Linked DNA regions of Homo sapiens: region 2 is linked to region 1. Evidence: chromatin loops called from intact Hi-C (ENCODE). Cell type or tissue: K562. All regions are shown on one strand. Each heading gives the region's core, and the rest is flanking DNA. Links, peaks and the distances in the headings are about the cores only. Region 1 holds the start of LOC105378023 (a long non-coding RNA gene). Region 2 has its middle 130 kb from the start of LINC01625.

Region 1 (15,983 bases), core at 2,934-10,933:
CAACAAGAGCAAAACTCCGTCTCAAAAAAAAAAAACAAGAAAGGAAAAGAAAGAAATACTAATCTGGGTCAGACATGTTGCTGTGCTTTTAATATAACAAGGGAAAAAAAGTACATCCTACATACATTTATATTTATGGGCTTTGATTCTTAGGTGCTTACAGAGCTATGAAGAATGTTCCAGTGTTGCAGCATCAGGGATAAACAACAGAACACTTCATTCTTTGTGAACACAGATGGATGATAAGCCCCTGCTCAGAAAGAATGTCATTTAAAAGAATACTCCTCCTCTTCTTGGTTGTTTTCAGAACTATGTAGATGGACTAAAAATAATGTCAAAATTATTACCCTTGGAAAGTGGGGGTAGTAGCACATGGATGATGCAAACCAATTATTAATGACAATCCAACATGACATCGTGATACAAACAGGGAACAACATGTCCTTCTGTTGAATGCTTCAGAAACTATTTATGATCCGTATTTTAAAAGCAATTCTAAAATAAATGCTATAAGTCCATCATGGCCAAATCTGCAAAGGCCTGAAAGAAATTGGGGCATGTATAACCAAATCAAGATGTGCACAAATAAGAAAACTCAAACAAGTGAAATTCCACCGATAACTGAGAGAGCAGCTGACAATCTCAGATGCCTCATCGTTGTTGTTGCCAGAAGTGCCCCCTCAAGAACGAAATGGGGTGCACTGGGAGATGGGGCAAGGATGACAAAAACTTTGCAGATAAAAAGCATCAACGATGATGAACAATTGCCAGACACTCCCAGCAAATCTGTCTTAAATCACCACCATTCTTAATGTGTTTTATTGTGGCTAAATAGAAGAAATGAGCCCAACCTCTCCTCCTGAGAGTTTTTACGAATTGTGGAGCCCATTCAAGCTGCCATCAGAGTTGGGCAGTGAGACCTGAGGAGGTCGTGTGCTTATTTGTATTCGTGCACTCAGAATTCTGTTAGAACTCTGGGCATTGCTAGTATACATTTGAAGTTTTCTGGCCCCTTACAAGCTATTTTGGAACATGGTTTCAAAACAGGAAAACCAATTTGCACCTACACTAGAGCCATTGAGCTGGTGCCAGAGAAGCCCTGTGGGTTGGCCGAGCACCACTGCAACACAAGGAAAATGAGGAAGGGGCTCTAAACCCAGGAATCACAATTTTCCTTATATAGAAAGTAGAGTTGGCTCTAGCTACCTTTCAGGGTTGTCATGAGGCAGTCACTCTCTAAAGAAAATCCGAGGCCAGGCGCAGCGGCTCTCACCTGTAATCGCAGCACTTTGGGATGCCGAGGCAGGTGGATGGCCTGAGCTCAGAGTTTAAGACTAGCCTGGGCAACATGGTGAAAACCCATCTCTACCAAAAATACAAAAAATTAGAGAGGCATGGTGGTGCACACCTGTGGTACCAGCTGCTTTGGAGGCTGAGGCAGGAGAATCACTTGAGCCCGAGAGGTAGAGGTTGTGGGGGGCCAAGATAGTGCCACTCAAACCTGGGTGACAGTGAGACCCTGAAGAAAGAAAGAGAGAGAGAGAGAGAGAGAGAGGAAGGAAGGAGGGAGGGAGGGAGGGAGGGAGGGAAAGAAGGAAAGAAGGAAGGAAGGAAGGAAGGAAGGAAGGAAGGAAGGAAGGAAGGAAGGAAGGAAGGAAGGAAAAAGGAAATCTGAGCTTATCTTCTTCCCTTTTGCCCAAAAGGAGCCAAGAAATTTTCCCCGGTGGGGAAAGGTTAAGCCTCATAACCTGATGTCATCAGAAGCATTCAAATAATATTTTTAAAAGAATCTTCTAATAAACTATCTCTGGAAAAAATAAAATAAAATGATAAGGATGATTGTCTTTGAGGAGAAAAGCTCGGTGGTTGTGGGCAGCAGACTGAAGGGAAATGGACTCACTGTGTATGTTTTAATATTGGGTATCATGTGTCTTTCAACCTAGTCAAACATTAAATAAATAAAATGTAATTTTCTAACGTAGCCTTCAAAATCCATCATTTTGTGTGTTCTGCTTTATTATAGGGTTAATAGTGACTTAGAGCTTTGCTCTGCTCCTTAGACATTATTCAACATAAAAGGCATCCCATATGAAGATTAGAAGATCATAGGTTCCTACTTAAAAGAAGGAAGCAAGCTCAACAATTATTACAATTTCTCTTAATAGAAAAGAAACATGGAATGTGTTAGTGAAATCTTGACATTTTATAATTAGTCCATTATATCCTAATTTTTAAAAATGTAATGAATGAACTTTCCCACCCCTCTTCTCCAACCAGCTTTGTTTTCTCTAATCAGCTGCCTTGTCTCTTCTACAATGAAAGCACGCCCATACACCTCCTCACCTTTCCTCACGCCCATACACCTCCTCACCTTTCCTCACCACCAAACACTTACTTGCAACAGAAGAAAGAAAAGATCAGTGTCAGAGGGCAGAGAATAAAAAGGTACAGTCTTCTAATTTCTTTTATTTGGAAAACAGAAATAAAAATTACTATACAGGTTGCCAATCATGTTGTCTTTCAAACTTTAATTTCCCTAAAGGGAAAGAGTTTTAATTTTCTTTAGCATCTTAAACATTGTCAAGTCTACCTAGGTTTAAAAACAAATATTGTTTGACAATAATGCCATTTTTCCTTTCTGTCACTGAGGAGCAACATTATGTAACAACGATTCCATGGCCAAGCAAAACTCTCACTGATATTTCATTCAACTTTCACACTGCCAAGGGGTCACTGGTCTCACCATCACTACAGACACCCTACTCCAGTCCTGTTTAGAACAAAACGTTCTTAGAACACATTCTAAACACATTCCCATACCTCTCACCTGCTTATTGAAAAATCTCCTTCAGGGGAAATGACATTCCTCAACTTTTCCTTTTTTTCACCTTTGGTATATTTACTTACCCATGTCTTAGTCAGTCTATGAATACTCTGGAAACTTGAGAAGACCTCTTCAGGAAGATAATGAGAAGGAACAGATTTTTAGGAAAACATTCCTATGTTTTAGGGAAATGAAGATGATTTGTTAAGGCAAATTTCTGTACTTATGGTGCCTAGGTCTCTATACTGGAAGTCGGTATAAGGCAGGGAGCTTTGTGAAGGAAATCTCTTAATTCTAGCAATAAGGGCTGCTTTGAGTTAATTGTGTTAAGGAAGTAGTGTTTTAGTGATTCATGTTTAAATGAAACCATTATTTTCTAAACCCTGCCAAAAACTTACCACAACTCATTCATGTGATTTTATTACAAATTAAGATTTACATAATTTTGGAAAAGAGATGTACACTTTGAACTATTTTGGGAAGGAAGACCTGTGCCTGAAGGCAATGAATTTTCCTGAAAAGTGGAACAAAAGAAGAGGAACTGCCATAATGCCGGTGGCCAGGGGACCAGGGGTCACCCTCAATTCAGTAGTTCTGTGATGGTTTAAAAGAGGAATGTCACACACTACGATGTGCCTGAGGAACACAGCCAAGACCCAGTGGGATTTGTTCCAAGGAATGTACACAGGAGAGAGGGGTTACAAAAGATTTAGGGGTTTTAGTTTGGGCGCAGTGGCTCACGCCTGTAATCCCAGCACTTTGGGAGGCCAAGGCAGGTGGATCACGAGGTTAGGAGATCGAGACCATCCTGGCTAACACGGTGAAACCCCACCTCTACTAAAAATACAAAAAATTAGCCGGGTGTGGTGGTGGGCGCCTGTAGTCCCAGCTACTCGGGAGGCTGAGGCAGGAGAATGGCGCAAACCCGGGAGGTGGAGCTTGCCATGAGCCGAGATGGCGCCACTGCACTCCACCCTGGGAGACAGAAAGAGACTCCATCTAAAAAAAAAAAAAAAAAAAAAAAGATTTAGGGGTTTTGTTTTTGTTTCTGTTGTTGTTCTTGTTGTTTTTCATTTGTAGACCAGTTAACCATCTCCATAGCCTAATCCCCATAAAAAAATAGGAAATAAGATATATGATCAACTAAAGATTATTTCCAAGTTTTTTTTTCCTTCAAATTTGAAGAGAGGTGTTTTACCTCTTCCCTAGACTACAGACAGGAACTTCTGGAACTCTCTTGAGGAGTTGGAGGATGGGAATAAGAGGATGAAAGGAAGAGCAAGACAACCTCTCACTGTAAATAAGCCAGGAGCACAGCTGTTGGAATCCCATGGCCAAAGGAAGGCACAGAAAGCTGAAGATCTGTCCTTCCTCCACCTTTTCCAATCTTAGGGCCTTCTTCCCACATTAAATATTTGCTGATACCACATTTGATTTTCTTTACTCACTGAAGCCTATGGGCCAGGTTAGTGATGGTTTGGCACTACTTGGAAGAAGAGCTTTCATTACAGTGTCTTATTACTTTACATGCCAGTACATGTGTGCCATATATACAAGCACGTGTTGGTTATGCCCACAAGAACACTCTGTAAATGTGAAAGCATCAAGCAAGCCACCAAGAAGACTTCTACCTAAATAGGCAAAACTCAAGAGCTTCTCAACATCTCCCTGCCTTATGTTATTCTCAGTGGCAAGAGCTCATGGGGGCGGCAGGGCCTGGAAGCAGGTGGCCTGGGTTGGCACAACGTTAGCCATCTAATCTTAAACACGTCACCTTTCAAAGGGTCTGTTTCCTTACTTAGAATACGAAGGCACTCTTGGGTTTCTCCTCGCTCTTAATTTTAAAATCTCTATTCCCATATTCCTACTGATAAATCTGAATAAAATATAAACCCCTACATTGACAATTACTACAGGAACGACAGTAATGAAGTGACAAAAATATTACTGCAATCATCTTTCTTCCTCCAAAAAACTACAGATTACAGCAACATCTCCAAAATTTAGTGTTAGATTTTCTCAGCATTCCACATCAAAGGAAAAACAGTTTAAATATATATACATATGAATGTATAAATTTGGTACCTTCACTGCAAAAAAAAATATCAGTGTGCAAAAATGAGTGCAAAAGAGATCACTCCTCATGCATGGAGTGGTGATTTCCCTGAAGTTTGGAGTAGACTTGGCGATTCAGAACATCACTTATCTTTATCCAAACTCCATAATCCATAAACTGTGGACCTATTTTCACCCCTAACCAATGAAAGACAGCTGGCTCCATGTATATAAAGAAATTGTATAAAACTCTATCCAAGTTTTCAGTTCGTTAATGACAAAGATTTGACTCCAGATTTCATCACTGTAACATCCCACCATTGTTCCCCCATGACTCACTGTACCTGATTTACAGGAAGATACAGTCTGAATATGAAAGGACATTTCATCATCAGCAACAACAGAAAGTATCCATTAAGTCATAATTATATGACTTGGTGTTTCATTAGTCACCTTAAAAAAAAAAAAAGAAAAAGAAAGAAAAGAAATACGGTCCTTCCATTCTAACTGGGTACATTCTACAACTAAAAAGAATGTTTTGAACCAGCATGATAAGGACATACAGATGGCAAAATGCAACATCACAGTTGATCACAAAGGCATAGATTTCTATATAAGGGTGACCAATAAGGAGCCAGCAGGGTCAACATGCGATGACGGCAATCAACATAGAGGTCTAGAAAAGTTGAGATAAGATAAAGCATGTGTTCTTATCACTCTGGGAAGACTTCCTGGAACTGGTAGCGTTTTTTGGTAGGGAAATATACATTGGCTGGTGGGCTGGGGGCTCAGGAAAGGTTCATAAAAGCAAGTGGAATAATTATTCAAGAGGGTGCTCACCTTGTGATCTGCTTACGGAGGTCCACTCACCTGGGACCCTAGATCTGCTGCACAATATTTGAAGGAGAGGATGCCGTTAGGGGACAAAAAGTTTGACAAGGACACAGAGACAGTGGTCCTGATAAAAGAAGACAAAGTTCTGCAACTAGGCAGACAGCAAGGAAAGCAGTGCATTCAGATGCTGGAAAGGAAGACATTCTCTCAAGCAGCAGATGGCCTCTCGTGGATCTCACTTGCACCGTACACCATGGCTTTAACAAGACATTTTGCAATGGGTAGCTTAGAATCTGGTATCCAAGAACAGTGACCCATTTCAGGGTGTCTTAATATCCTGAAATTTACCACAAACTTGGTAAGTTGAAGTTTCTGTGGGATATTATTGGGAAATGCTTCACATCCCTAAGTCATTCCTTCTCAACTGTTCCTCAAAAGCTTAAAATAGCACTTAACTCCCAGAGTGATTCAACTGGCTTAAAATAATTCACAAACATCTTCCTCAAAGGAAGTAGGGAAAAGATAGGAGGTGGAATGCAAATCAGCTAACAGGTTTTGTGAACACTGAGAGGTGAATAGATTAGCGCTAACAGATCGGGTAGAGTCTGGAGGCAGCCGTGAAGCTGATTGTGTCTCGATCAGGTTATTTCAGCCAATAATTGTTTGTTGGAGTTAGAAAGCATATAAAGGTTAACAAGGCTAAGGAAGACCGGTCTCTGGGAAATAAACTACATAGCCTAAGGAGATGATAATCAAGGGAGAAAATTCCTCTTATCCTTGCTAAGCCATATCTACATGGAAATAATAGTCAATAGGCTTTCTATATCTAGATGGTAACGGTTTCTTTTCCCAAGGATTGGCACCAGATAGGTTGTTTGGGGAAAGGGGTAAGAAGGGGAAGCACGTGGATTTGCCGCTCACACCTACTATAAACGCTACAAAACAACATTCTTCTTTTATTTTGAAGCCACATTCTGTAAGCTTGTGAGTTAATTCATTAATTCACCAGAAATTTATTTTACACTCATCACACATCAGACACTATGCCAGGCCCTCAGGATATAAAAGTGAATAAATAATATAATTAATCATAATAATAGCTTCCATTATTGGGTGGCTAGCATGTGCCAGGAATTCTACCTCCGTTATGCAATGGAATGCCCACAACTAACTTCTAAATGAGGCATTATGTTCCCATTTGTCAATGGAACACTAAGATGAAGAAATGAGCGTTCTGAGAGGCTAATAAAAGTGGCAGATGGCTCAAGGAACTCCAGTGTGAGAGCGAGATAAGCACTCCATGTTTGCAATATTCTATGGGAAATGCTAAAACAGAGATTACAAAAATAATAGGAGGAGCTTCTAACTCAGCACAGGGGAGAGGAGATCGATAGGCGAGGAGAGGGGAAAGTAGGAGTGTGTATGAGAGCCAGAGAGATAAGGTATCTCTCTGAGGGTGTGTGTGTGGGGGCGGGGGAGAATGTGTGTCCGTGTGTGTATGTCTGTGTGTGCGTGGGTATACATGTTTCTTTCTGTTTGTTTTTTGTTTTTTTGTTTGTTTGTTTGTTTGTTTTTGAGACAGACTCTCGCTCTGTCGCCCAGGCTGGAGTGCAATGGCACGATCTCGGCTCACTGCAACCTCTGCCTCCTGGGTTCAAACGATTCTTCTGCCACAGCCTCCCAGGTAGCTGGGATTACAGGCGCCCACCACCACACCTGGCTAATTTTTGTAGAGACGGGGTTTCACCATGTTGGCCAAGCTGGTCTTGAACTCCTGACCTCAGGTGATCTGCCCGCCTTGACCTCCCAGAGTGCTGGGATTACAGGCGTGAGCCACCACGCCCGGCCCTGGGTATACATATTTGTGTGTGTGTGTGTGTGTGTGTGTGTGCCTGCGCGCAAGTGCACATGTGCCCTGGGGGGGGGAGAAGGTCATAGCACCCCAGAGATATACAGTCCAGGAAAGGAGATAGGGGTAATATGAACTGTCTTTCAACCAACCATACCCACAAAAAGCTTCCCTCTGCATTTCTGCAGGATGAAGCGTGTTGCAAGAGAAAACAGCAGGGCTTACGCACAGTGTTTGGGGGATGACACAAGAGGCCCTGACAAGATACTTTTTATCAGCTTGAAGAAGAGGGGGCATTTATCTTGACAGACTAATTACCCGCTTTGAGTTAGATATTGTTCCGTCTATCCGTGTACCCAATGTGGCTATAGTAATGACAGGTTTTTTAAACAAACAAACCAAAGCTTCTAGGTCCAAATAAATGCTGCAAAGTAGTCACCTTAAGTTTAATTGCTTATTTCATTGTCTCTCTCATTGCTCAAGGCATTTCAGAAACATCTCTTTTGAAATTGCCTTCATAGCTTACGGTGCATTTTTTTTTTGAATATCCTTAACGGTGATAAATTTTCACCAGTTAAAGGGTAGTATTTTTGGTTTTGTTTCAAGTCAAAAAAATCATTTTGAGCTAAGTCCATGATGACTGATTAAACTGGATAAAAATAATCAAAAACACCAATTAAATGCTAGGCACTAAACTGTTTTTCATGAATCATCTCACCTAATTTAATTCTTAACACAAATCTATAAGGTGAATATTAATGTCCCTATTTGATATATATTTAATAATTATAAAATTAGCACATGTTATTGAAGGAAGGTTGAAAAATCTTGAAGAGTAGAGACCAAAGCTGCTTCAGTGTCCCACTTACCCACATCGAATCACTACTGATATTACTGCGCTTATCTACCTAGTGTTTCTTCTATGGGTAAGCATAAGAATACATTTTCCCCAAAAATTAATAACAATGTGTATAACCTTATAATTTTTCACTTACTATTATATTGTGAACAATTTTTCATGTCACTAAATTTCTTCCACAAAAATCTTTACTCCCTATTTGGTATTCCTGTTTGTGGATATATCATAGTCTACTCACACAATTCCAATATTTCAATGCTGCAAAGGAACATTCTTCATAGATAAAACTTTGTGGATTTTTATGATCGTTCCCATCAGATAATTTCCTAGAAGTAGAACCACTAGATCCAGGACATGAATCTTTTTGTTAAAAGTTTCCCATTTCTTGGATGAGTAAATCAAAACTCATTAAGCACTTTCCAAGATCATAAAAGTACAATCTAGCGGAAGTTAGATTTGATGCAGGTCTTTGACTCTCTAAAGCCTGTGGGGTTTTTTTTTTCCCCCAATATGATAAATTAATTTTGATGGAAAATGAGAAATATCAATAAAATAAAGAATTTTCACACGTGCAACCAAAACTATTCATGAAAGGCTGTTTTTAAAGGAGTTAAAAAATGCTTTGGATTTGCATTGTTTCCCTAGGTGACTCTTCCAGGAATCAAGCTCGTTTCTGAGTTTGTGTTTTGTTATATTTCTTCCTAAAGCACTCATTTTACTTCATTGTTACATTCTTTGAAGATGTCAGTTCTGTCCTTTATGAATCTACAATATTATGAATATTCTGGCCCACGCACTGGGATTTTGGTTAAAGTGACAAAAAGCACAGTCTCTCTGGCATTTAGGTAACCAGTTTTGGACAAACTTGGTTACAATTCAGGCAAGCCGCAGGCAGGTTGGGAGTCCACACCCACGTGTTTAGAATACCAAATGACTAATAGATAACCAGTCTTCTTTAAGCCTGGCTACATTCTGATAACAAGGAAAAAAAAAAAAAAAAAAAAAAAAAAAAATCTTCCACCCAGAGCTCTCTAGTTTGTTATAAACATGTAGCCTGTTCTCCTGGAAGGATGAGTGGAATGAGCAATACAAGAACAACCTGCTCCCGGCCGGGCGCGGTGGCTCACGCCTGTAATCCCAGCACTTTGGGAGGCCGAGGCGGGCGGATCACGAGGTCAGGAGATCGAGACCATCCCGGCTAAAACGGTGAAACCCCGTCTCTACTAAAAATACAAAAAATTAGCCGGGCGTAGTGGCGGGCGCCTGTAGTCCCAGCTACTTGGGAGGCTGAGGCAGGAGAATGGCGTGAACCCGGGAGGCGGAGCTTGCAGTGAGCCGAGATTGCGCCACTCCAGCCTGGGCGACAGAGCGAGACTCCGTCTCAAAAAAAAAAAAAAAAAAAAAAAAAAAAAAAAAAAAAATTGAGATTCAATGTATTCATCTTGTTGTCTAGAAAAAGTATGCCTTTATACGAAAAACATATATATTTATACAGACACACAGAAATGCACACAGGTAAGAACATACTAAGCCTTAATGAGTTTGCTGTACACATGAGACTTTCTGCAGCAGAATAATGCATCAGTGGCAAAATAGGTCAAATGGTGGGAACCTCCACATCTTTGAAATCTTTATGAATACAATGCTGTTCCCACATTACCTCTTGCCTAAGAGCTTCAAAACAGAGCCTTGTGAGGAATGTGAAGCAGAATAAAAATCCCAGCTCTTGTGTGGCACATTAAAGAGCCCCACATTCTGGGACTCTGGTGTCATGTTCACAGGGACACATTCTTGTGGCTAAAACAGTGCTTGTAGGTCGTCTGCTCTGAATGAAAAGGGATTTTCCATATGTGTTTTCATAATGAGTGTTAGGATTTGGTTACATGTTTTATCCAAACTGTGAAAAGCTGATGGTAGCAATTCAGAATTCTAGCAATGATCTAAACGACATGCTTACGTTTTCATAGAAACATTGTGGGGAACACTCTTCAAACCACTCTCTTGGTGCCATGCTTATTTTTTAATTTCACAGTCTATTTCAACACATTTTTCCCACGTATGAAGCTCAGCTCCTTCACTTTCCCCCCATCATTTCCGTAGAGCTATGTTCATGTCAGATACAAGAAAAAAGGTATTGAGAGTCAAGGAATACAGCAGGTTTGTGCAGGAATAATTGTGGTAGCTCGGATGTTCCCTGAGTAACACTTAGACGTTGAACATTCATTTCTGTAAAGTCTCTAATAAAAATGTTAGCAACCACAGGGCTCGTCTTTCTGAGCGTTACCTCTTCTCTCCCAGGTCATTTTGTGCTTTTATCAAAACTGATTTCTCTGGCCATGTCTGTAGCATATGTTGCTTTATTGTTTGCTAATATCATGCTAACATTACACTCACAAAACAGTCTGTGGAGCCTGACTTCTGTCCACACAGTCTGTGTTACAGCACAAGCTGGAGATTGTTCCCAGCTCTAGTCAAATGACTCCCTTTAGGCAAGTTGCTTAACGTCAGTTTCCACATGTATCAACTGGGATCCACGCTATGATCTATCTGAGGTCTTTGGAGGAAAGGCCACATTCCTTGTTTCTCAAACTCTCTCCTTGCAGGGGACCAGTCTTCTGACTTTGCAGACAAAAGAAAGACCCATCATTTTTAAATGGCCTTCTTTTGCCTGGTGGGCCAAGCATTATCAGATCCTTACTTTTTAAATACTTCTTTATCTCTCAAATACACAACTGTCTCCTGAAACTTGTAAATATTTTCCAAAACTTGAATGTGTGTTTACTCAAAAACATCCTATCAAGGTGTAATTTTGGAGGTAGAATATATTACCAATTTATTTTACTAATGCATGTACAATCTGTTGTTCTACACGAGCAAAATGAATGTTTATTCTTTGCTTTAAGGCTGAGGTTCAAGTCAACAGTTTTTAAGCACAACCCACTGCGAACGATAGTGGAACTATAAATACAAACAAGGCCTTGTCTCTTCCCTTAAGGAGGTGATGATCCAGGAGAGACAGGGACTTCTAAAAGACTACAGCCCCATAAGTAAAGACTAAATTGAAATACAAACTTACTCTGAGCCAGGGATTGAGATTATTGAGACTGGGAAGGCTTCAAGAAGACAATAACTTTTAAGGTGGATCTTGGGTGAAGAACTGCATTTTAATACCGAAAGCAATGACCAAAGGCTTAGACTCTTTAAAAAAAACAAAACAAAAAAAAAACAGAGTTTGGCTCTTGTCGCCCAGTCTGCAGTACAGTGGCGTGATCTCGGCTCACTGCAAGCTCCGCCTCCCGAGTTCTCGCCATTCTCCTGCCTCGGCCTCCCGAGTAGCTGGGACTACAAGCGCCCGCCACCATGCCTGGCTAATTTTTTTGTATTTTTAGTAGAGATGGGGTTTTACCGTGTTAGCCAGGATGGTCTCGATCTCCTTTCTTCATGATCCGCCCCGCTCGGCCTCCCAAAGTGCTGGGATTACAGGCGTGAGCCACCGCGCGCAACCAGACTTTTTTTTTTTTTTTTTTTTTGAGACGGAGTTCCGCCCTTGTCGCCCAGTCCGGAGTGCAGTGGCACAATCTCAGCTCACTGCAACATCCACCTCCCGGGTTCAAGTGATTCTCCTGCCTCAGCCTCCCAAGTAGCTGGGATTACAGGTGCCCTTCACCACACCCAGCTAATTTTTATATTTTTAGTAGAGACGGGGTTTTGCCATGTTGGCCAGGCTGTTCTCGAACTCCTGACCTCAGGCAATCTGCCCACCTCGGCCTTCCAAAGTGCTAGGATTATAGGCGTGAGCCACCATGCCCAGCCAAGTCTTAGACTCTTGAAGGAAGTAGTGACTTCTGGTTTTAGGAAATCTGTTCTTTGTTGTGCTATGCTATTTTTAAATGCTAAATATTGTGGTATACTACTCTTATTCCCAAGTTATTGAAAGTCTCTAAATTCAAATCATTTGCATCTTAAAATTATTGCTGCAACTAAAAATTCAAAGCAAACAAAAGTACATTTATTTAGAAAGATCTTTGATCACATCCCTCACCTGTTTGAAATTCTTCCAGGACATTTTATTATTGCTTTAATTTCCACTGTTGGGATTTATGTTTATTAGTGTTTTGCATTTCCTTCCAGAAGACAGAAGTTTGGGAAAGGTAGGAGTGTATTATAGGAGATTAGGAGAGGAGAGGGAAAAAAAGTGAGATTATAAGATAAAGAAGAAGAACCCTAAACCCCAATTCCAAGCTCGCCCCCACCCCCTGCTTTGCCAAGCCTGACCTTCTCTTTTCTCTCAGAGTTGGATTCTCCTGGGCAGAGCCATTCTTTGAGACTCTTTCTCCCTACCAGGATCATTTATGTCGGTAAGCATCTTCTCTCTTAATCATACTGCCTAGGGAGAATCTAGCAGAAGCAGGTAAAGTCTCAGGCCTGGAGACTGGTGGAAAAACATTTGGTTAGAAGGAAATATAATCACAGACCCCTGTTCCATAAATGTATCACGCAAACTAAATAGCAAACTTTCCCTATCTTTGTTTCATTCCAACATCATAATCATTATGAAGGAATTATTAATATAAATACTTGGGGCATTGATGGCACTTTGTGCTTGATTGTATTTGGAGAGAGGACGTAGGGCAAATATTTGGAACATAAATTGGGATATTTGGGACATAGTTATACTCAAATGTTATTCTTTGCTTATCTAAAATTCGAATGTAACTGCAAATTCTGTATTTTTTAAAGCTAAATCTGGCAACTCTAATTAAGAAGCCATTCAATTTGGAAATTGCAAGGTCATTGCAACCTTTGAAAGATCAGTTTTCAAATGAGTGCTGGGGAAAGCCAGATCACCCGAGGATAAGAAGTAAGTGATTCCAAGGAAGTGGCGACAAGTGTAGACTACTTTTTCCAGAAATTGGATGCTGGAAGGAAAGAGAGAGATGTGTTGCTATTTGATTTTTTACAGACTTTTTGGATATGCCTGTAATGATGGCAGGATTCAGTTAAATAAATAAAGGAATCCATTTGGTTAAGACTAGATATAATCCTTTCAATAGATTTCCCAGGAGAGTCTGTCAGGAAACATATCTTTGCCATTTTGCCTTTTAAAATAATTAACACAAATGTATTGTACCATTTCTGATTCTTATGTTTGAATTAAAATTCTGAGTAGTTTAATTAATCTAGTTTTACCTCTCTTTAAACAGTGAGCAGAGAATATTTGTTTACCTTGGTAAAAATTTTGAAGAAATAACAGACTATGTTAAAAGAAATTGAAAAGATCATTTGGGAGCAGATGTTTGGAATATATATAACCAAAAAAGCATTTGCACCCTGATAATATATACAAAGAACTCCTGAAAACAGATAGAAAAAGTCAACAACTCAGTAACAAAATGGCCATACAAAGCAAACAGACATTTAACCAAAGCAGAAACATGAATGACTGGAAAACATATAATCCAAAGCTAGAGCTTTTTATTTATTTATTTATTTATTTATTTATTTATTTATTTATTTTTATTTTTTGAGACGGAGTCTTACTCTGTCACCCAGGCTGAGAGTGCAGGGGCGCGATCTTGGCTCACTTCAAGCTCTGCCTCCCAGGTTCACGCCATTCTCCTGCCTCAGCCTCCCTAGTAGCTGGGACTACCGGTGCCCGCCATCACGCCCAGCTACTTTTTTGTATTTTTCAGTAGAGACAGGGTTTCACTGTGTTAGCCAGGATGGTCTCGATCTCATGACCTCGTGATCAGCCCTCCTCGGCCTCCCAAAGTGCTGGGATTACAGGCATGAGCCTCCACGCCCAGCAGCTAGACCTTTTTAGTAACCAGGAAAATAATACTAAATAAACAAATTACCATTTCATGTCCACTGAATTGGCAAGAATTTAAAAGTCTGACTATCTCAGATGTTGGAGAGAATGTGGAGCAATGAAAACTATGATCCACTGTTGGTGAGAGTGGGAACTGGCTCATTGATTTTGGAAAACGATTTAGCATTATGTAGTAAAGTTACAGATGCATATATCGCACTATCCAGCAATTCCACTTTCTATATCCTCTAGAAAGCCTTGCTTGTGAACAGCGGGAGACATCCACAAGAATGTTCCTGATAGTTTGGAAACAACCTGGCTGTCAGTGGTAAGGGGAGTAAATAGATAACTTGTGGTCTATTTATACAATTGAATACTCTGCATCAGAGAATCAACTACATGCATATGAATGAATCTCACAAATAAAATTCTGAACAAACAAGGCCAATCACAGAAGGCATAAAATAGTATACCTTTCATATAAAGTTCAAATACTTGTAAAACTAATACTATTTTGTTAGGGATTCATATATATAAGGAGTATATATGTGTATGTGTGTGTGTATCTCTGTCTACCTATATCTATATGTAGTAAAACTTATTGAAAAGGATGAGAATAATAAACACAAAAAGTCTGGACAGTTGTTATCTCTGAAGTGAAGGAGTGTGAGAAATAACTCATATGAGTGCCAAAGGCATTAGAAAAGTTTTCTTTCTTATACTAGGTGATAAAAACAGGGATATAAATTTTACTGTTATCATTTATACTTACTTCATATTTATTATTTTATATGTATGAAATATTTCATAATTTTTAGAAGCCAAAAGAGAAATATATATAAATTCTTATTATCGAATAACTTTTGCAGAAACTAAGTTTATTTGGATAAAGATTAAAAATGTGTAACACACACTATTTAGCACTCTTCGGGCAACATAAGGTGAAAGACGTGTTGACCCGGCATGGGTTTAGAGCATTCCTAACACAGCGCACATTCAGCATAGCTGTAAAATTGTTGCATCGATACTAATCACTGGTCTTACTGCTCTGTTTTGTGTTTAAGATTGAGCCTTTTAGAAACTGCCCCACCCAGAATGTTACACAGACTCTCCAAAACATGTTTTCCAAGTGCTCTGAGAGCTAAAGTTTATTTGGCATGTTGACAAATGATCCAATGAACATCAGGTCCAAAATATTCTGTGCTTTCTTTAAAAGACTCAGGTACAGGATTGCAGAAAGGGCACAGTTTTCTCCTTGGAATATGTTCGTATATGGATATTAAGGAGATGATCAAACAGAATCCTTTTTTATCTTTATTCCATGCCAAGTAGAGACCATAAAGTTTGGATCCTGGAATTTACTAAGGGCCAGTTAATGGGGCTCTGGCTGGCACCGTGTCTACTGTTCTCTCACTGCACCATTGCAGTGAGATCTTCATGCCTTCTTCTCTAGTAACACTCACCTCTGTTCCTATCACCAGCTGTTCCTGTCAACAGATCATTAGCAGCTATGTCAAGACCTTCTGACAATTGTCAGAGGGCCTGTATATATCTCACTCACTGATTGGCTCCATACGTATACTGGATAAAAGATAATTAATTCCCTTTTAGAGGAGACGATGAGCTCTTCTTTTCCTGATACATATTACTTCAAGGACTTCTTTTTTTAACTATTTGTGATATTCGTCTTTAAAATACAGTTACAAATATCTTATACACAGAATATAACTTTAATTGAATCTAAGAATGA
Region 2 (15,983 bases), core at 3,460-11,459, 85 kb before region 1:
CGCTTGAAGGTGTTTTGTAAAAAAAAGCTTTCTTTCAGATAACAAAACTGACAATTCACAAAATAGGGAAATAAAAATATGTTAACCTCACAGGAAATCAAATATTTGATAATACAAAGAATGTCCCTGCCTTGTGTACACACAAGATTGTAAGCACTGAGAATTTTGTAAAAAAATATATAATGTTTTTAGCCAACTGACACCCACACAAAACAAGTCTTTCTGCAAGATGGATAAAACAGAAAAACGAATTCGAAGTTAATATTTTCTAAGTAGAGAATTTACAGGTATTCCACTATAAAATATGTTTCTCTGTTTTCTTCTTTTTCTACTTCTTTTGCATTCAGGGAAATTCTAATAAACAGTTCAGCTTTTTATCCTGGTGGTCAAAGGAAAATGTATTTTCTAATCAAAGGAAAATCAATGACAATTATCAGAGTTTTTTCCCACATCTAACCTTATCTCCTTTACTCTACGTCCCCAAATGGTGGGGTATTCTTTCAGTTAAAGGCCACCACCACCTTCTTTGAGAACTTGCCCCCCTCTTCCTATACCTTTAACCTTCCTCTCCTTTCTGACTTTCCCACTTCAACCTGCAAATATTCCCACATGCTTCACATTCACTACAAACCCTCCTTTGACCTTGGATCCACCTCCTGCTACCAACCAGTCTATCACTTCTGCATCTCTATTCATACAGAATATCTCTCTCCTCTTCCCTCTCACTCTGCAGACATTTACTCCTCCTTTTAGAATCATTCCATAGTTGTAACACCATCCATCTCCCACCCCCCAATAAGAGTAGTAAACATCCCTCATTGCCTCACAGAATTACCCCAAATACCCTATTGGTGTTATCAGTTTACCTCAACAGCCTTGAAAGTAGACCTAGGAGGCTTGGCCGACAAAGAAAGAGATATACATTGATTCCTTAGGGAATAAATGAATGCACCAGTTCTAGACAAACACATATGAAAAAGAACTAATATGATTATGTGTTATAACCTTGATAGGTACATTTTGTTGTTGAAACTTAAAATTTTTCAGATGAATAAGGCCAAGTCAGTAATCTCTTTGGCCCTGAATTCTGTGTAGGCAAAAATGTGTAAACTCCCACATGGAAATACTAGCCATAGTCTCGGTGCCCTCCAATCAGTAATACAATTGATAACACATATTTTTCCCTGGGCCATTTGGTCTAATCTTTCTATGATCTACATAACTTCTCTTGACTTTTTCATTCTAGAGTCTATACTCTAGATATTCCATACACAGACCAGCACACTGCCATGGGCATCCCTGGACTGTCACTTAGTCTTTCTATCTATGCGTACTGTTTTACCCACTGTCACAAAACTTCAGACACAGAACAGTCTGGAGAGGTAAGCTCTGTTTATCCAAGATCACATATTTTGTTGATTTTTTTTTTAGTTGGGGATTTTTTGAAAGTTTAAAATTTTTTATTTTGTATATCTTATTTATTTATTTGTTTATTTATTTGGAGTGCAGTGGCGCCATCTCAGCTCACTGCAACCTCTGCCTCCTGAGTTCAAGCAATTCCCCTGCCTTAGCCTCTTGAGTAGCTGGTGCACACCACCATGCCCAGCTAATTTTTTTTTATTTTAGTAGAGACGGGGTTTCACTATATTGGCCAGGATGGTTTTGATCTCCTGACCTCGTTATCCACCTGCCTTGGCCTCCCAAAGTGCTGGGAGTACAGGCGTAAGCCACTGTGCCCGGCCTGTATATCTTATTTTTTTAAGCCACCCTTCATTGAGACTTATTGTGGGATAGAACTAGAACATGAGCTTGGCTTACATTTTCTCATTCAGACTTTACCACAATCCTATCAAGTTCACACTACGATTATAAATTTCATCCCCATTTTACAATTGAGAAAACTGAGGTATAAGGAAATTAAGAAAGTTAATCTAAACCACATAGCTGGTAAGGTCTTGAGTCAGAACAGCTGTTTCCAAAGCAGACACTCTTAACCAATACTCTACAATGTCTCATGGAAAATCCGAGAATAGATATTCAGAGGAAAAACTGATGATAGATACTCATGTGTATTTAAAAAGAGAATGAGGCCTGGGAATATATTTCCTTATTATTTATAGAGTGTGTAAGTTTTTAAAAATGTAGAATAATAACATAGGGAACAGAAGAAAAGAAAAATACCCTAAAGATTTCTAAAAGAACATTTTGACCGAAAGAGGCTTTTCTAAGCAAGTAGTTTACTCCTGGGCCATTAGTCATGGATTTAGATTTTCTTTTGAGCTATTGATTAGCAAGTGAAATGCAATTTACAGATTTTGTTAATCATTGTTCTCTTGGTGAGCAAATTTTTCAATCTGTTTCAAAAACAGTCAAGTAATAGAACTAAAAAACCCCAAGCCAAGTTGGATGGGAGAGAAGAGTACTCAAACATTTGCACTGACATCATTGTTTACCTAGTGGAGACCCTCCTAACATTCTAGGAAGAATAACTCCTTCAGGAAGGGTTTCTGTTCTCAGAAAAACATTCCACAAACCTTTATAATTAAGAAGGAAATGCAAGGCCCAAGAGACTTTTCCTTATCAGCAAAGTCATCCTAAATGTATATAAATTTATTCTCTAAAATAATCAAGAAAGAGGATATTTTAAATATAAATAAATGAAGGATTTTTTGTTTCCTATTACATGAATCCATCTCCATCCTGTCTTTGAGTTAATCATCATCAAATTGCACTAAATCAGAGATGGCAGGGGCTGCGCCTGGCTGGATACCAGTGTTTCTCAGTGTTTGGTTATACTGGAAATGTCTTTGGAATGAGCTTAATCTGAAAGATTTTTGACCAGTAATTCTCTTAGAGTTCTAAACAGCAGAGGTTTTTTTGGTGGGGAGAGTAGGGTGGGGAGATGAAGGGATCTCTGTGTGTGATACATATTTTCTTCTTAAATCAAAAATAAGATGGCATCAAGAATTTCTCTCCAATTTTCTCTGTCTCTCTCATGCGCGCGCGCACACACACACACACACACACACACACACACACACTCCCTCCTCCCATCACAACACTTCTGCTGTTGGGAAGTCTAAGAGAATTGGGAAAAGGAGGAAGGAGTGGTGAGGGGAGGGAGACATTTACTTTCTGCACTGTTTGCTTTTTTAACCATGTTTATGTGATTCTTTTGGGGTAAAATAATAACTTTTTTGAACCCTGAACAAAATGAAAAGGCAAAAAGACTCACAGCTACACAGTCAGCTGTTGTAATAAAGAAGGTAGAAGGGAAGTACAAGCAAAATATTCCAGGTTGGCAGTGTCATCTGTATTATTCTTTGGCTGAAAGGCGAAGTTTCTCCTGAGGGTTTAGGTTGTTTGCCCAACTAAGGGGTGGGGTGAAGGATAAGGAAGGCAGATTTGCGTCTATAGCTGATTGGCAGTTTCTGTGAGGAATTATCCACTCCAATAAATTTTGTTATTTCTGCAGTTTCTTTCTCAGAGTTGATGGTACTCTTTACTCTTGGGTGGGGGGTGGTGTGGGGAATGGGATGTTGTTTCTGGTGACTGCTGGGAGAAGAGAGTAGGGGGTAGCTGTTTGAGAGACTGAAAAGGTTCTGGGAGAATGGAATGTTGTTGTTCCTTCATTTTTGAAACCACTCTTCTTTTTGATCGTGTTTGTACTTTAAAATTTCACACTGTGGTCAAACTAGGCAAGGTATAATTTAACATGTCCCCTATAAACACTGGACAACTGCACTTGCCTGTATGCACACAGGCACACAATTTTTATATAGACATTTGTGGGGGAAAAAAATCACATTTTAATTAACAACCAGAATGTGAAAAGGCAAATATTTTAAATGCCACCTATTTTTTTTTTTGCTTTTCCTACAGTTTTTCTATTTAATGGAGATAACATATAAACCCAAGTGCTGTCTTTCTCTCCTTCTCAACTATAATTTAGAATCACACTGAAGAAGAAAGTTGTAAATAAGACAAAGTTAAAATTTATATTTCACATCAAGCATTCAACTGTAATGTAAAGAAAAGCAAACTTTAAGTTTACTGAAAAGGAATATTCCAGCAATTACCAAAAGATTCCACAGCTGTTAAACTAGAGAAACTATTTTTTCTTTCTTGGATTCCAACTCATCATCTCTCACAATTACCTCATAACTAATCAAAGCTTTTATGAAAACGTTAGTAGCCAAAAGAGCCACTTTGATTGCCTTCATTCCATTGACACACTATTTACAGGCGTGTTTATTGCCACTAATAACTTTCTTTTTTAATTTTAAAATTTCTTCACTTGAAATCTGCTTTAAAAACAACAATAAAATATATTCTAAAATATTCACATAGTATTTAGATAGAACATCAATTTTCTAGGGCATTTCTTTACAACATGTAAGGAAAATGTACTCAGGGAAAGGGATGCAGTTCTTGATCTTGAAGACGGCAGCATCAAGCTTTCTTCGAGCATCTTCTTCTTTGAGGACGCACTGCTTGGAAGAGCTATTATAAGAATGTATGCACCGGGCGCAGTGGCTCACGCCTGTAATCCCAGCACTTTGGGCAGCTGAGGCAGGCGGGTCACTAGGTGAAGAGATTGAGACCATCCTGGCCAACATGATGAAACCCCATCTGTACTAAAAATACAAAAATTACCTGGGCATGGTGGTGCGTGCCTGTAGTCCCAGATACTGCAGAGGCTGAGGCAGGAGAATTGCTTGATCCTGGGAGGTGGAGGTTGCAGTGAGCCAAGATCGTGCCACTATACTCTAGCCTGGTGACAGAGTGAGACTCCATCTCAAAAAAAAAAAAAAAAAAAAAAAAGAATATGTGTATGTGACTTATAGACATCTATGATAAATAGCCATGCCTAAATTAGACTGTGTCCGTCCATGCTTTCATACATTCACCAAGTATTTGACCAAGACTTTATGCTGTTTTGCTAATACAACCATGTATCAAACATAAATACTACTCTTAATTTGCACGCAATCTAATAAGAACTTTAAAGAATAGTGTTTCTTGGCTAGGCGCGGTGGTTCATGCCTGTAATCCCAGCACTTTGGGAGGCCAAGATGGGTGGATCATTTGAGGTCAGGAGTTCGAGACCAGCCTGGCCAACATGGTGAAACCCCGCCTCTACTAAAAATTCAAAAATTAGCTGGGCGTTGTGGCGGGCGCCTGTTGTCCCAGCTACCTGGGAGGCTGGGGCAGGAGAATCGCTTGAACTTGGGAGGTGGATGTTGCAGTGAGCCAAGATCACACCACTCTACTCCAGCCTGAACGACAGAGCGAGACTCTGTCTCAAAAAAAAAACAATAAACAAAAAAAACCAGAATAGTGTTTCTTGCCACTAGATCCTAGGCCTTTGCATCAGTCGGCTGTTAGCACAATGCTGCATAACAACAACAAAACCTTGACATTTTAGTGGTTTGCAAAAGTAAGCATTTATCTCTTGCTCAATATCTGTGGATAGGGTTCAGCTTACGTAGGCTTGAGTCAGCTGGACTTGGCTCCAAACTTTGAATTGGGTCCAAACGTGCTAATTCCTCTATAAACCAGTGGCTATCCAAGGCATGTTCTTTATGAAGCAAAAGGAAAGAGCACAAAAGGGAAAGTTCCACTGCACAATTCAAACATCTGCTCCTGTCACCTCTGCTGACATCTCACTGGCCAAAACAAATCACATGGCCAAGGCCAGCACCAATGGGACGGGGAAGTATACTCCATAGGAAATAATAGCCATAATAAAGACAGAAGAGAGTGAATACTTGCTGGACAAAATCCAATCTCCCCAAAATCCTCTTCTCTTTTCATATCATTCTTTCTCTAAGAGATCTCATCAAATCCAGAGATTTCCTTCCTATCTATGTATAGATAATTCGCTAATTTATATCTCCAGCTGAGAACTCTCTTCTCAGTTCTAAACCAAGTTTTAAAACCAAGAAACTACTTGATAATTGTACTGGGATATCTCAAAGATACTCCAAAGTTAATATGTCTTAAATAAAAATCATGCTAACCCCCACCATCTATCATAGACCAAAGTGGTATTCTCCTGGTATTCTCCATGTCAGTGAGTACCACATTATCTATTCAAACCAGAAATCTAAGAATCTATACTATTCCCTCTCCTTCAACCTTCAAATCCAATTGATTGCCAAGACCTATTTTACCTTCATCTTTTCTCTTCATCTTTATCAGCATCCTACTCTACCCTACCAACATCTCACACCTGATATCACTTAATATCTATTAACCAGTGTACCCACTTTCATACTGGTCCTATTTAATTGGTTTTCCATTTAGAGTATCATTTTTTTGAAAGGCAAATCTAATCATGTGACCATTCCTGCTTAACTCTCTTTAACGGTTTGGTGGTTTTTAAATATGCCCCAAATTATTTGATGTTACTTCTTTTAAAAGTGAAGCCTAGTTCTCCTCTCCTTAATAAAATGTGGAACGGAATTAGCTACTTTTTTTTTTTTTTGAGATGAAGTCTCGCTCTTGTTGCCCAGGCTGGAGTGCAATGGCATGATCTTGGCTCGCTGCAACCTCCACCTCCCAGGTTCAAGTGATTCTCCTGCCTTAGCCTCCCAAGTAGCTGGGATTACAGGCATGCGCCACCACGCCTGGCTAATTTTCGTATTTTTAGTAGAGATGGGGTTTCCACCATGTTGGCCAGGCTGGTCTCAAACTCCTGACCTCAGGCTATCTGCCCATCTCAGCCTCCCAAAGTGCTGAGATTACAGGTGTGAGCCACCACGCCCGGCCCTAGTTACTTATTTTTAACAAATAGATGTGATGGAAGTGCAATGTGACTTCTGAGGCTAAGCTTTTAAAAATATACCTTTGCCTCTCTCTCTCTCTCTTTCTCCCTCTCTCTGTCTCTGTCTCTCTCTCTCTTTCTCTGTTTCTCTCTTTCTCTCTCTCTCATTACTTACTCTCGGAGAAGACAGCTACCATGGCATGGAAATTCAAGCAGCCTTATGGAGAAGTAGCTCAAGCTTCTCACCAACAGTCAAAACTAATTTTCCAACGACGTGAGCCACCTTATAAGCAGATCCGTCGCCCTAGTCAAGACTTCAGATGACTTCAGCCCTGTAAGATATCTTGTCAGCAACTTTCTGAGAGACCTAAAGCTAGAGCTGCCTGGCTAAGCTGCTCCTGGATTCCTGACCCACAGAAACTGAGATACTAAATGTTTATAATTGTTTTAAGCCACTAAGTTTGAGGATAAATTGTTATGCAATAGTGGATAACTTCCCATTCCTCTTAGGAGAAAGAGCAAAATGCTTAACCCCCTTCTCCAGACACATCCCATAACCTTTCCCACCCACTCTCTGCCTCCCAGACATGCAGATCTTCCTTCCGTCCTTTGGACACACGATGTTCCTTTCTCCCACAGAGCTTTTGCTCATTATCTTCTGATTTTGCAATAAAGGTATTTCTTTCTATCTTCACCACATTATACCCTATATTGCCACTAAATCTTCGCAACCTTCTTACTTTTCCTGAGATATTTTTCCAGATATTAGTGAACTGGTTAAACTCATATATCATAACCTTTCTCTGCATCATGTAACTCCCCCACTCCATTTACATTAATCATGTGATAATTTGATTTCCATTTCTTCCTCTGTAGACTTCCTGAGAGTTCACTTTGCCCACCATTGAATCCCTAGTACCTGTAATAACGACTGGCTTGGAGTTGGCAGCCAACAAAAATTTGTCGAACGGATGAACGAAATGAAGGAACGTGAGAGGTACACAGGAACCACAATCATATAAGGCAAAACTTGCCATGTTTGGAGTGAGCAGAGCTGGAAGGCCGTACAAATAGGTATCAAGACAGATTGTCTAGTTTACCATTTATGTCCACAATTCCTGTTGCCTCTGTCCTTTCACCTCCCCTTCAAAAGCAGCCTTCCTCTTTCTCCCTGCTTCCCCTTAAAAGTTTCCAAATCCCTTATCTCCATTTTCCTTGCTTGTCAGTATTCACTGGCAACAAAGGGTCAAATAAAGTCATTCACATTGAGGTGCTTATTGTCGGCAGAAAGTCCAACTGTGCAGGGAAGCCCTGGAGGGAAATAGAGGTAGAGGAAATGAGCTGGTTAAGTGGGACAAAAACCCAGGACAGAAGAGAGGCCAGGGTGAGAGTGGACTAGGCTGGAGTCAAATGGAAATGAGGGGGTGGGAGGTAAAGGATAAGGGAGAGGGCAGTGGGGCTAGTTCAGACCCCCGCCCAGCAACTCTCCTAATCCAAGGAAACAAGAAACAGACACAGCTTCCAAGCCATAGGGTGCAATCCGGAGTGTCTGTTGCAAAGCTAGACTGTGAGAATGCCTGTCTGAGGTGACTGAGATAAGGAATAGGAGGCAGGGTCTGGCATTGAAAAAAAGAAGCCTGCAGGAACAGGGCAGGATAAAAGGCCTCCAAATAGTAAGTTTTAGTGGAGACTAGGCACACCTCTGGATGCCAGAAAATTAGAGGAAACAGAGAAACTCTAGATGAAGGAAGAGGGGCCCTTTTATCTAGGGCTCAATAATCTGTAGATTCACCATCTCCATGGGCCTCCTCCCCCTCTACGAGCATGGAAGGCTGTTCTCAGCACTGCATGGCCAGGGGAAGCTCTGGGGGTCTTGTCCAGATGTCCTTACTATGGTTCCACTGGGATAGCTATAGATGATCAAGTATTTACCATCAGTTAGCGGGCTGAGGCATGGGACTGGCTCAGAGGTATATACAGGTAAATGACTAAGAAACTTCTGTTTTGTTTTGTTTTGTTTTGTTTGAGACGGAGTCTCACTCTGTCGCCCAGGCTGGAGTGCAATGGTGCGATCTCAGCTCACTGCAATCTCCGCCTCCTTGGTTCAAGTGATTCTCTGCTTCAGTCTCCTGAGTAGCTGGGATTACAGGCGCCTGCCACTGCACCCGGTTAATTTTTGTATTTTTAGTAGAGATGGGGTTTCACCATGTTGGTCAGGCTGGTCTAGAACTCCCAAACTCAGGTGATCTGCCCGCTCAACCTCCCAAAGTGCTGGGATTACAGGCATGAGCCACCGCGCCTGGCCAGAAACTTCAGTTTATTGGTTGTTTTTTCACTTGAAAAATATATTTAAGTTAAATTAATAAATACTGATTATGGACTTCTGAACAAAGTAGCCAAGAAGAGCATTGCAGCATGCATTAGAAACACACGTGAGTTCATAAACACTTGCTGACACTCCTAGGGAAGTAGCTCCCTTTCTTCAGCAGCTCCAAGTGTGGTTCTGCACCAAGTCACTGAGCACTTCTTCCCAACCTGAGCCAGCTAACGAGGGCCAACATCAAACAATATTCAGTGCAAAGTTTAAGACAGATGGCAAGTATATTCAAAGAATCAAATTTTTGAGATATGCACAGTGAATTCATTCCCTGCCTTTTATTTACTAAGCTATAAAGCTTCTCAATGGCTTTAGTATACTTTATTTGTTTAGCAGAAATAACAGTGGCATCTCAATGACTAAAAGAAGTGGACCAAATGGATCTTCCAATCTTAGGGTTTTTAGCTTCCAGTCTTAGTGACTGAAAAAGATCAACAAACTGTGCCCTCAACCGATTGTTGTTGATTGGACTGTGCAAAGATAAAAATGAAAAACTCTGAATTAGTAGTTGGTTTTATAACAGCGTATCCTGTGGTGTGACCAGACATAGTCCTTTCAACCTACAGAGTAAAGGGAATATTGCCTAGTCTAGCACATCCTCTAATCTTATCACCCAGGCCTACAGATTCTAGAATAAGCCATACTCCACCCCTACCACCACCACCTCTGGCCTAATTACTCAGCTACATCCTCTGGACATGTTCTGTTGGAACTCAGGGGCCTTCTAAAGAACTGCTATAAGACCATCAGGCTTGCCTTCTAAATTCCCCTCTGGGGCTCTATTGAACTGCTGTGTGACAGAGAGGGTACTTCCCCAGCCATAAATAAGTGTTGAGTGCAACCACACTTTCTCATTCTTAATGTTGGAAAACTAGGAGGGCAGTTGCAGTTGTCAGCCTATATGTGGCTGATGACACCTAGAGTCACTAAGAATAAAATTATAAAATTAAATTCATTTTCTATAATTTTTTTTGAAGTGATGTGTTAAAACACCAACAGTCTTACCTTAGGAGAATGTAAACTCCTTAAGGATGCCTTTGCAAGCTTTTTCAACAAGTCATGGTCAACTGCAATGAATCAACACAACCGTCAATATCTATGAAATCTGTCACTTATCAGGTGTAACTAAGTATAAAATTTTCAAAATATCTGTTTTTTAAGTAAATTATGTCAAATTTGGTATATCCCATACAATGTCACTCTCATTTAGTTGCATCCTTAGATGTTTCCTCAAAAGAGAAGAAGGGTATGTCATTACAGCTAGTGGGAGGGCAACCCACCAATCAACAGCTGCCAAATATCTTCCTCTCTTCCTTTAGCCTCTCCAGGAAATCTTCCTCCTCTGAGAAATATGTGTTCAAACACCTTATTTGGGTATTTCCATGATGATATATACTTGTGACAGTGTCATCAATCACGTGCATCTCAAAAGAAAAAAAAAATAAAGTGATCTCAGACATTAAGTCTTCTGTGAATTTTAAAGAGTATCTGAAAAGAGCCGGGTGCAGTGGCTCACACCTGTAATCCCAGCACTCTGGGAGGCCGAGGTGGGCAGATCACCTGAGGTCAGGAGTTCAAGATCAGCCTGACCAACATGGTGAAACCCCATCTCTATTAAAAATACAAAATTAGCCGAGCGTGGTGGCACATGCCTGTAATCCCAGCTGCTTGGGAGGCTGAGGCAGGAGAATTGCTTGAACCCAGGAGGTAGAGGTTGCAGTGAGCCAAGATTGTGCCATTGCACTCCAGCCTGGGCAATAAGAGCGAAAACTCCATCTCAAAAAAAAAAGTATCTGAAAAGAGCGATCTGTCTTCAGCTGAGCTCCTAGAGAATTCTGAACTAATGCAGTATCACAGCAATCATTTCCCTCATGCTTTCATGGCCTGTCCCCTGCAGTGGTCATTTTACTAGATTATAACAATTTATCACATCTATCTCTTTATTAGGATACCAGCCTTGAGTCTATGGCTGTGTCTTTTTATCTTTGTGTTCAGGGTCCAGCACATTGCCTGGCACATAGTAAGAATGTGGCACTACGTGTTGAAACTGAATGAAATGGTTAGATGAATGGATGGACAGAGGGACAGGCGGATAACTCGATGGATGCTATGTAGAATAAATAGAGTGGATTAATGTCACCTAAACTACAAATGCTGCCCCGTTATTGAACTTTAGAAGTTCTGACAATGTTTTGAGAACCAAGGTTATGTTTTGACAAAACTAATTTAGTGTTTCGCAAAGCATAATTTTAGAGCCCAAATGACCACATTTGACAGGATTTTGTTAAGCAGGGCTGCATTTTATTTAGGCCAGGCCCTCAAGACTGACAAGTTATATACTTTTTGTTTGTTTGAAGGTCTTTGCAAAAATGTATGACTGCACCAGCTATGGATTCTTTCTGGTTTCTGCTGCCCTGTAACCTCCAACAGAACAACGCTGCTTCCAGGAGGTGCAGTGTCTTCATGGGTTTCCCAGAATCTTTTCGATGTCATAAGAAGGCAACAGATTTCTAAGGAGCACCTGAATTCCTTGAAAATGGCTTTGAACAATATGAGTTTCTTTTCTTTTCTTTTCTTTTTTTTTTTTTTTTTTTGAGACGGGATCTTACTCTGTCGCCCAGGCTGGAGTGCAGTGGTGCGATCTAGGCTCACTGCAAGCTCTGCCTCTCAGCTTCATGCCATTCTCCTGCCTCAACCTCCCTAGTAGCTGGGACTACAGGCAACCGCCACCACACTCGGCTAATTTTTTGTATTTTCAGTAGAGACGGGGTTTCACCGTGTTAGCCAGGATGGTCTTGATCTCCTGACCTTGTGATCCACCCGCCTCAGCCTCCCAAAGTGCTGGGATTACAGGAGTGAGCCACCGCGCCCGGCCATGAGTTTCTTAATTTAATATTTGTTTCTTTAAGGGATCAGGCTGGCAGCAATGTCATGGAGATATCGATGTGCTTCACTGAGAGGAAAATAGTTGTGCTTCTTTGAGGAAGGGGCTTAATTCATAAGGTAGTTCACTAAACTCAATGCAGATCCTCAAACCATATGACTTTGTAAATTTGTCTAAGGATCAAATCATTTGTTCCAATTTAGTGTTTCTGACTTTCTGAGAATAGTATTTCCAAGAACACCCAGGAGAATGCAAAGTATGAATAATCCCATATCTGTCTCTCCTTTTTTAAATTAAAAAAAAAAAGATAATAAAAGACAAATTAAAATATTTGAATTTTATGATTTAACTTCAGCTTACAGATTGATTCATTTGTGGCAAATTATGACTTGAAACATTTAAGAAAATCAACCCCAACTTTAAAGAAGATGGTGCCAGGAAATGGAAGGCAGAATTTAGCTTACTCTTTGGCTTTAGCATCTTTTTCCTGTGCTATCTTTATAAAGGCTGTAAGTAGCAGCTTAGAAATGCTGGAGAGGTTTTTCATTTTTTCGTTCTTTTTTTAAAAGAAGGATTTGGCCAGAAACTTAGTTATTTGCATATAGTAGGATCTTGACATCTCCTGTGCTTTATCTTGTTCACATTGTAAAATGTTGCATATGAACTCTAGGATTTAAGACACATCAGCAGTTGCTGAACACTGCATTGAAAATGTATTCATTCCAAAGTGAATTATCATTGTTGGTGACGTTCTCTTTTCTAAACCTTAAAAAGCTGAAAAATGGTAATACAAACCACATGCTTGCTTCATTCCACCACCATTCTTGGCAGGACGAGAGCTGCCTGGCAACCTTGCCGTCAGCTGGGCCTGTGGTAATCAGGGCAGTATTGCCCTGTAGTTAAATCTAATGCTTTCTTTCTGAGAACCCATCAGTGGATGTTTTTTCTTCTTATCAGACTTCTTAGTAATGTTTGAAAAGGGCTTCTGTGGATGAGGAGAATATGTCCTCATAGAGCGAGCTGCTGAAATAGTGGGGAAAAAAAAAAAGACAATAAAGTATTCTAATGACTCTGCAGAGAAAAAGCCTGCAAGAACTGCCTGCCTGTTGCTTTGGACTTCGGCCCTACAGAGGCGTGGGACCCAGCCTGACTCAGCTGGCTGGGCTCCATTTCTTTCAGAGGCCTTGGGGAGCCTCATTCCCTATGGAAACTCCAACAGCAAGGATCCAGGGTATGGAGTTCAGGGTCTGAAGACTTAAAACACAAGCATGGCCTTATGTGTTTGGCCCTTGAACATTGACAATATTTTAATTCCAACATACTTAGGAGAAAAATATGTATTTGGAGCAACACCAATGATGAAAACATCCCTTTAAGTAAGCCTAATTATAACTGAGATGACACAAATTTGTTATGATAACTGAGCCTGTAAAAACTGAAACTTCCAGGAAAGAAAGATCACTGGAGCAGCCATAGCCACAGGGACAGTCTCTAATGAGACGCAAAAGTCAATAGGAAATTGGAATTCACCAGGCAGAATTTTACTTTATAGCCAAATTACATAAACAAGGACATTATTCAATTCTTCCTATTCCCTGCTAATTAAACAAAATGATGACATATAAAGTGCCTAGTAGAGTTGCTTCACATGACTGGCACTTAAAACATATATGAGTTTGTTCCTCCCTGGTCAAGCAGATTTGCTTTGAGATCCCTCTTCCAAAGGCCCTCTTAGCCAGCTCTTAAAAACACAGCTCTGTGGGGCCTCTTTCTTCCTTCAAGCACCTTCCATTGCTTCATCCTCTTTCCTGAGACCTATAATCACTAAGAAAAAGAATCTCAAAAGGAGTTGATGAATCCAGCCAGTAGCTCCAGCTACTTAATTTGAGTAAGCCCTAAGAAAGTTAAGATCCTTCTGTGATCCTTAACTTCAGGGTCCTAGAACCCAAGACCTTAGATGAACTTTATTCTAAAACAGAGAATATTATTCCCCAAAAGGAGTAAGTAAATTATTCCTAGTTACATAACCAAAGGACAGCCTCATTCTAATCTTATGATTTAGAGAGCAGTGGCCCTCTATGTAAGTTAGTTAGTTAGTTTTACTTTCCACAATGGTTAGAGGTGCTTTGTGAATGGACAAGAAATTATATACATGCCTGGAACTAACCAGATGCACACATTGGAGGTTGTACCATAATGAAAACATACAAATATTTTTAATTTCCATTATAATGGGTAGAAAAGAATTTGGGCTGTACTTAATGTTCTCATTCCAGCCCTTCCTCTCACAGACCCTGAAATACCTAGAAGTTCAGCTACTTAGCAAACTCGCAGGATGGTCACATTCTCTGTCTTCCCCCACTGCACTTCCCTTCAACTAGCCAGTAGGAAGAGTAAACCCTGTCTCAATACTAGTTGTAATAATTCCCTGTGTTTAAGTTTATAGATTTAACTTTCAGGGACATCATTTGCCACTCAAATAATAAATAAAATTGCTTGTATTTGCATATGTTCAAGAGTTTTATACTTGTTTTCTTGCTTGTCACTTCTGTGAAACATGCTGAGATAAATATAGATATTATTGACTTTATTCTAATGATAAGGGGACTGAGATAGAAGTGTAAAAATGTCTCAAGAAAATACATTTCAAGTAGACTGTCACCAGGTGATGGAAGGCAGCTGGATGATATGTTCCTTTTTAACTGAGATTCCTACGTGGCTATAAATGGGCCAAGGTTAATGCATTTTAAAATCCATATCCCATTATTTCAGTTACAGTGAATTTTGAACAATCTTTAAAGAGCATAAATTTGAATTTATCATAAGTACCTTTCTCAGAAATCTGTATTTATTTATCACAATTTAATCTAACCTTGGTCTTCCATCTAAAGATTTAAGCTGTTTTTTTGTTGTTGTTTTGTTTTTGCTCTTGTTGCCCAAGCTGGAGTGCAATGGCACAATCTCAGCTCACTGCAACCTCCGCCGCCCAGGTTCAAGTGATTCTCCTGCCTCAGTCTCCCAAGTAGCTGTGATTAGCACCACCATGCCTGGCTAATTTTTGTTGTTGTTGTTGTTGTTGTTTTGTTGTTGTATTTTTAGTAGAAACGGGCTTTCACCACGTTAGCCAGGCTGGTCTCATACTCCTGACTTCAGGTGATCCACTCGCCTCAGCCTCCCAAAATTCTGGGATTACAGGCATGAGCCACCACGCCCAGCCTAGGCTGCTTTTTAAATCCACACTGTATCCACTGCCTTGAAGCTAGATTCCTCCTAGGCTTATCTCCAGGTGCACCTCTTTTTATCTGCATGTGGTCTCTTTTCTTTTATTAGCTTTCTAGACACAATTAAATACACAGCTTTAATTTCCTTTCTAGCTCCTGTGCATGAGCTGCAAGGGCTCTGTTCTGTCTTGAACTGTGTCTCCCAAGAAGGATGGAGCACAGATTGATCACTTTCATTTAGGGCATCCCTCTATTCTGAGAGCCCCGCCCCATTACCAACCCTCCCCCATCCAAGAATGTTTTCTTGGCATTGTTCTTTTTGGAATATGAGGGAAAGTTTTCCCTCCTTTTCTTGATTCTTTCCTTGATTAGCAGCTGCAAGTTAGGTATGATGACTTTTAACCACAAAACATCTCAGAAGCCTGTTGCTAGCGGTAACACAACATACAATTTTTAAACAACTCTGTCTGATACAAGCTGTTCCAGCCAAAGAGTTCCTCTGAACTGATTTCTAAAATAGGTGATATTCTTCCAGAACAAAACATTTTATGAGAGATTTTTTTCAATGGTGATTTAAGTCATCGCATGACCCATTTATCCTTAAAAGCTCAACTTCTTTCCTGTGGTGCAGTCAATTAAATAATGATTTCTAGCACAACCATACTGTAAGGGTCTCCTGCTACTTCCAAGAAGCTCAAAGAACTTATGTATTTGATATTGGAAATCATCACA

The links. Hi-C counts contacts between places; a loop is a spot of excess contacts. Peaks named below come from ENCODE experiments on the same cell type or tissue, not always from the same donor. Only the 100,000 strongest peaks of a DNase experiment are listed, where the experiment ranks them.
Region 2: it touches region 1 in a loop (2.1-fold over the local background); 2 of 110 quality-filtered maps call a loop at or near these places.

What each region holds. Positions count from the first base shown.
Region 1 is chr6:139,509,935-139,525,917 of GRCh38, reverse strand. LOC105378023 (a long non-coding RNA gene) reads right to left here and starts at 1,095. Exons shown (of 3, transcript XR_943067.2): 1 at 162-1,095. RefSeq lists a cis regulatory region at 6,824-7,300. In K562, for the core only: no CTCF peak of the experiment used is centred there; DNase peaks (open chromatin) are centred at 5,911, 7,007, 7,727 and 9,347; H3K4me3 peaks cover 959 bases.
Region 2 is chr6:139,595,073-139,611,055 of GRCh38, reverse strand. No RefSeq gene overlaps it. Among named protein-coding and RNA genes, the nearest start is that of LINC01625, 130 kb to the right of the region's middle. In K562, for the core only: no CTCF peak of the experiment used is centred there; DNase peaks (open chromatin) are centred at 8,345 and 9,785.